Linked DNA regions of Homo sapiens: region 1 is linked to region 2. A link is a loop called in an ENCODE intact Hi-C map of the cell type or tissue named here. Cell type or tissue: K562. All regions are shown on one strand. Each heading gives the region's core, and the rest is flanking DNA. Links, peaks and the distances in the headings are about the cores only.

Region 1 (2,931 bases), core at 326-2,825, 100 kb after region 2:
CACCTTCTCGCTTTGTTCTCACAGAGTGAAAGAGACTAACTCCTTCAGGGCTGTTTGGCAAGGACATTAATTTCTTTCATGAGGGCTCCTTCCTCATGATCTAATCACCTTCCAGAGATCCTACCTTTTAATAATATTACACTAGGGATTAGTTGTCAGCATATGAATTTTGGAAAAATATAAACATTCACTCCATAGCAACTAGTAAATAAAGATTTATTTATTGTTGGCAGTTGCTTTTTTTACTTTTTTTTAAACCCGAGTTATCTTTCTCTGAGTTTAGCTTTATTATATATTTGTTAAATGTATTTTAAAAATGTTTTCCTAAGATAGTTTGAATTGAAGGTACACTCTTTGGATTTCTTGCATATCCTTAAATATTTTTCACTCCGATAGGTGATAAATTTCTAGACTACATAATGGATTCTTGAGTTGAAGTTCACTCATTTAACAAGTCTGACTGTGCTTATCTAATGTTTTCCCATTTTTCAAATGCTTTCCCATTTTTCAGGAGCATTCAATCAACCTGTCATTTAACAAATATTTATTGACCTTATAATTTCAAAATAAATGTGTATTTTAATTATTTATTTAGTGCCTCTTCTCCCTTATTTTGTTCCCTCTTCCTAAAGCTTCTATATTTTGCCTCAGTAATTCAAATAAGGATATTGTCTTCCTATATGAGCCTATTGTTTCAGATACGTTCAAGGCAGAAAGTATTAAATTGAGAAAGTGAACCAGGAAGCCAAGAAAGTGAAGAAATAAAGCAGAGTTAAAAACAATATCAAGACACATGGAACAGACAGAAAGAAAACAGTTTAATATACTTCTGACATTTATTGGAAACAGCATTGCCAAGGAAACCATGAATCTGAGCTTAAAAAGTTTTTGATTGTGACAGTTTAACTTCTAGAAAAATTATCAGACAACCAAACTTGTACCATCAAGAAGTGGGCTATAAAAGTTCTTCAAATCCCAGAGGAGCTGCACAATACTTCCCACATATTGCTTTGGATTTAGCCATGCAACATCACAGTCAAGGAAGAATCTCCCAAAACTGGGGCCGTGAAATACATGGACAAGTTAGTTCCTTCTGTCAGGTAGAACCGGGATTTAGTAAAGACATTCCCTCTGCTGCCAAGGTGAGAGGTCGCCACAATGACTAAGCAGGATTCGATTATTCCTAAAAACCAGGCAATGCTGGGTGTTTCCCATTTTAATTAAAAACAATGTTTTGAATGGGAATTATGACTGTGGATATTATGTCCCTATTCTAACAACATTGCATATTGTACATGTGTTTATGTGTGTTTATATGTCAATGGACAAGGGGGAAAAGAAAAGAATTTCATTTAGAGTATAGATACATTTGTTTTAGAACAGATAAAGGAGGAAAATTATGGATACAAAAATACCATAGGACAACAATACATCTTCTTTTTCTATGGCCGACGAAGAATCATAGGTTTTTGCAGAACTATGATATGATCAGATCTGACCTTTGGGGAGACTTATTTAGAAGCTGTGTGCACTAGATATGAGTGAGAGGAGCCTGGAGAGCTGTGTGCACTAGATATGAGTGGGAGGAGCCTGGAGACAGACTGTGAGCTAGCTATCTTTAAGGCAAAGTGTTAGTTATGTATCTTAATTTCTAGTCTTTCCCAATAAACAGTTAAAGATGACCTAATATTCTGTATTCCATGAGAGAAATCAAGATAGTAATATGTATCTAAAATCTGTGTTCTCTTAGAATAGTACAATTGTTTACCTTTATGTTGCTTCAAAATTATTTAACTCGTACTTGAATGTCTATAGCTTTATCACTCTAGCTATATCACTCACAAACTACATAGAATATGTGCATTTTCATTTTCTGGCTCTATGTATGTTTAATAGCACTTTTTAAGAAAAATATATTTTCTTTTTTATTATTATTTTATATATTTTTTATTTCAGTGGGTTCTTGGGGAACAGGTGGTTTTTGGTTACCAGGATAAATTCTTTAGTGGTGATTTCTGATATTTTAGTCCACCCATCACCCAAAGAGTGTACACTTAGGTTGAAATAGCCCCCTTTAATTTTATTTTATATTTTTGCATTTTGTGGAATTTATAACTCATTATTTCCACCTTGTTCTCATTTTACAAATGCCAACAATTTCTTTCAATTTTTGAATTATTATTATCAGAAAAAATGATAATACTTCTGTTCTTCCACAGGTAGCAGAATTTTATCTTGGAATGAATATGGATGTTGGTGTTTGTCTCTGCTCTACTTATCTATTCTTGCTTAACAAACTTCTCAAAATGTAGCGATTTAAAACAGCTATGTTTTGTAGCTCATAATTTGGGGAGCCAGGAATTCAGGCAGAGCTCAGCTGAGTGATTCTTCTGTGCATTTGGTGTTGACTGTGTCACCGCGATATGTGGCTAAAGACTAGGCTACTCTGTAGGCTCTGAGACAGCTCCACACACATGCCTGTAAACTTGAAGAGAGAGTAAGAAAGCTGGTATCAGATAGGTGCATCTTCCTTTAGGTCTCAGGGCCTCTCTAAATGTTTTCTCTGGCAGGAAACCTGGTTAAGTTGATGTTCAGCTTTCCAAGAGTAAGTATTTCAAGAGCAGGGAATAGTAGTAGCTCTTGTAATCAGGGCCTAAACACTGGCAAAGCATCACTTTCACTGGTTAAAAAAAAATCATGGAAACCAGATTCATGGTGAAAGGAAATGGACTTCGCCTCCCAATAAGAGGCATAGAAAAGAATTTGTGGCATCTTTAAAGTATCAGTGTCAGAACTGTTAGGTAATATCTTCAGCAGCTAACTAGCTTTTGACATTGGGTGACCAGATTATAGTTTCCTTAATCCATAAAAGAATATAATTTACCCATGAAATTGAATTTTTCAGAGTTAAATCACAGCAGCATACTACCT
Region 2 (2,931 bases), core at 263-2,762:
CATTTCTGCCACTGAAGATAATAGCAATGCTTGGTTAATGGATCAAGGAAAATAAAATGAACCCACCGAGTTCTGTTTTATTTATTCTGTTATGATATTTTATAGCATGCAATTTCATTTATGATACTATTTATCATTAAGTAATATGCCATAAGTGATATGACAGGGCTTGAAATATTGAGAAAATATAATATTTTTATATTTTGTTTTAACTTTGAATTTAGAGATGGAAATGCTAAGGCAACTGAAGGTAGAATTTTGGGGGGATACCAGCTCAAACAAACTGTAAGGTTTTAGAGAAAAAAACTTATTCTCAAATCCTTTCCTTTTAATAACCACATTGTTCATTAAATCAAATGAACAATTTAATTTTATTAAATAGAATTTAATTTATTTAAATAAAATAATTTTATTTTATTTAAATAGAATTTAAATCTATTTGCTAAAATAATACCAAATATCAGTGCTACTTTATGCCAAAACCAATTTTCAAAATATTCCTCTATCATTATCATTTTAAGATTACTAGGATTTCAATATATTTAAAGTAGTTTATTGTTTTCACTTTGTTGTTCACATGAGCTAACAGAAAAATCATTATTTCCTTACAATTAGCACTCTATGTCTCCATTCATGTTAATTCTCAAATTGCCTAGTTTGTTTTTACATGTAATTCACATTTGTAAAAATAATAAATTTGGCATAGAGGTAGAAAGTTCTAAAATTTATACAAGTGAAAAACGTCATTAACAATACAAACATTTGTTTTAGTCTTCTTAGTTGATCTTTTTAAACTCCCTTCTCTCAATATTTCAATGCTGTTAAAAAAATAAGAAAGAAAGGAAGCAAAAAAATAAATAAATTTTGTGGTTGAAAAGGTTATAAGCAGAATAAGAACGTTCTGCTTCTCATCTGAGTTGCCCCAACTAACCTAATAATTTTTTATTTTTGTCAAATCGGAAGAAGATTGGAGGATAGCTACAAGATGCTTAATTTTGATAAAAAATATGAAAGAGATTATTTCTCTTTCTGGCCCTCTCATTACACTTTCAGAGGCAACAATCCATACAAGATACTGTAAAATCCAACCCAGAAGGTCATCTGCTAAGTTTATTTTAGGGCTGCTGTGTTCACTTTTAATGCTATTTTCATAGAACTGTTATAAGAAGAAATATCAAAGACTATTTCTACTGATCCATCAAATGCAATTATTTTTATTTTCTACTTTTCTGGATCCCCATTCCTAATTTGAATATGGGAAACATATTACTACATTTAAAGGCTATACGGAAAACTAACCGATACAAGAAACCAGTGACAATTGATACCTATACTAATCACGCTGCGGATTGCATTCTGGACATAATTCTTCTCACAATAAAAATTAAACTATAAATTTCATCCAGTGTCTCTAGAATAGTATTTCACATGATGGAAGAGGAACAGTTATAGAAGAAAAGAACATGTATAAATGGGTGCATCCCAACTTCAACAGCCCTGTACTTCTGTCCTTATTTTTTTCCTTTAATTTTTGCTACTAGATGCTGCCTTAGCAATTCAGACTTACAAGCAATATAGCAGGGTTTTGATGCGTTCTCTTCATCCCTCCTAATAGATGAAATTTTTGACTGCATGTGAAAAGAAAATGTTAGAACTTTAGTCAGATGTTTATGAAAAATTTAGCTGTGTTACCAGTGGAGGTTGTCCAGGTTCTTGGTGTCTTGAACAAGGAACTGGACCTAACACAGAAACAAAGCAAGGAAAGAATGAAGCAGCAAAAACAGAGATTTACTGAAAATTAAATTACACTCCACAGGGTGGGAGCGGGCGTGAGCATAAAGGGCTCAGGAGTCAGGTTACAGAATTTTCTTGGGTTTAAATACCCTCTAGAGATTTCCATTGGTTACTTGGTGTACGCGCTATGTAAATGAAGAGGATAAAGTAAAGTTAAAAAGTCATTTACTTGGTGTACGCCATATGTAAATGGAGAGGATCTTTCCTGTCATAGCTGAAGTGTTTCCATTTGATTTAGTTTAAGAAGTCAGCGTGAATTGGCCTTATGTTCTCCGCCTCCAGATCCAACTCCTGCCTCAGCTGGAGATATCTAGCAGACAATTAGATAGGTGACTCTGCCCTAGATGACAAGAGTAGACCAGACTCTAAGAAAAGCAATACCTCAAACCCAAATTAGGAGTTTCTAGTTGAGAAAGTTGCCATGAATCAATACTAGAGATAACCCTGAGCTGGGGGCACATTAATTGTGCCTCCCCAAGCAAACCCCCATTATGTAAATGAGTCTTTGGGTCTTCTGGGCAAATAGATCATAATTCTCACATGTCTTATATTCCTGTAAGATCTATTTGTTAATAAGTATGTGGCAGACTGAAGAGGAAAAAAAAGAAAGGAAAAAAAAGGAAAACATTTGGCACTAAATTGACTTAAAGGAAACCAAGCTCCTGCAGTCTGAGTTTTTACCGGTTTTGTTAACTGATGAGCCTACATTGGGGCTGAATAAATACTTTTGAAAGAGTAAATATATATTTAAACTTTGTCATTTATTTAGAAAATTATCTTTATTTAGAGAAATATATTGATAGCCACTAACCCACACTTAATAACTGTAGTTTGTCATGTTTTTTAGTTTTGTTTGTTTTCTTTTATGGCTAACTTTAGAGCATCAATTAAGTGACTCTCACTTGCAAATTAGTTCAAAGAGATAAAGTGAAAAGAAATATACTGCCTCATAATTATAGGCTTCAGTTAGTATAACTGGGTTCAGTAACTTAAAAAATCATCATTTTGGCCAGGCGTGGTGGCTCACGCCTGTAATCCCAGCACTTTGGGAGGCGGAGGCGGATGGATCACGAGGTCAGGAGATCCAGACCATCCTGGCTAACACAGTGAAACCCCTTTCCACTGAAAATACAAAAA

What was found. Peaks named below come from ENCODE experiments on the same cell type or tissue, not always from the same donor. Only the 100,000 strongest peaks of a DNase experiment are listed, where the experiment ranks them.
Region 1: a loop joins it to region 2, with 2.2 times the contacts of the local background. A loop is called at or near these places in 1 of 110 quality-filtered maps.

The regions. Positions count from the first base shown.
Region 1 is chr4:32,000,812-32,003,742 of GRCh38, reverse strand. All of the region lies in intron 1 of LINC02506 (long intergenic non-protein coding RNA 2506), which reads right to left. Among named protein-coding and RNA genes, the nearest start is that of LINC02506, 4.9 kb to the right of the region's middle. In K562, for the core only: no CTCF peak of the experiment used is centred there; a DNase peak (open chromatin) is centred at 1,532; H3K4me3 peaks cover 803 bases.
Region 2 is chr4:32,103,552-32,106,482 of GRCh38, reverse strand. The region is part of intron 1 of LINC02506 (long intergenic non-protein coding RNA 2506); the gene reads right to left. Among named protein-coding and RNA genes, the nearest start is that of LINC02506, 110 kb to the right of the region's middle. In K562, for the core only: no CTCF peak of the experiment used is centred there; no DNase peak of the experiment used is centred there.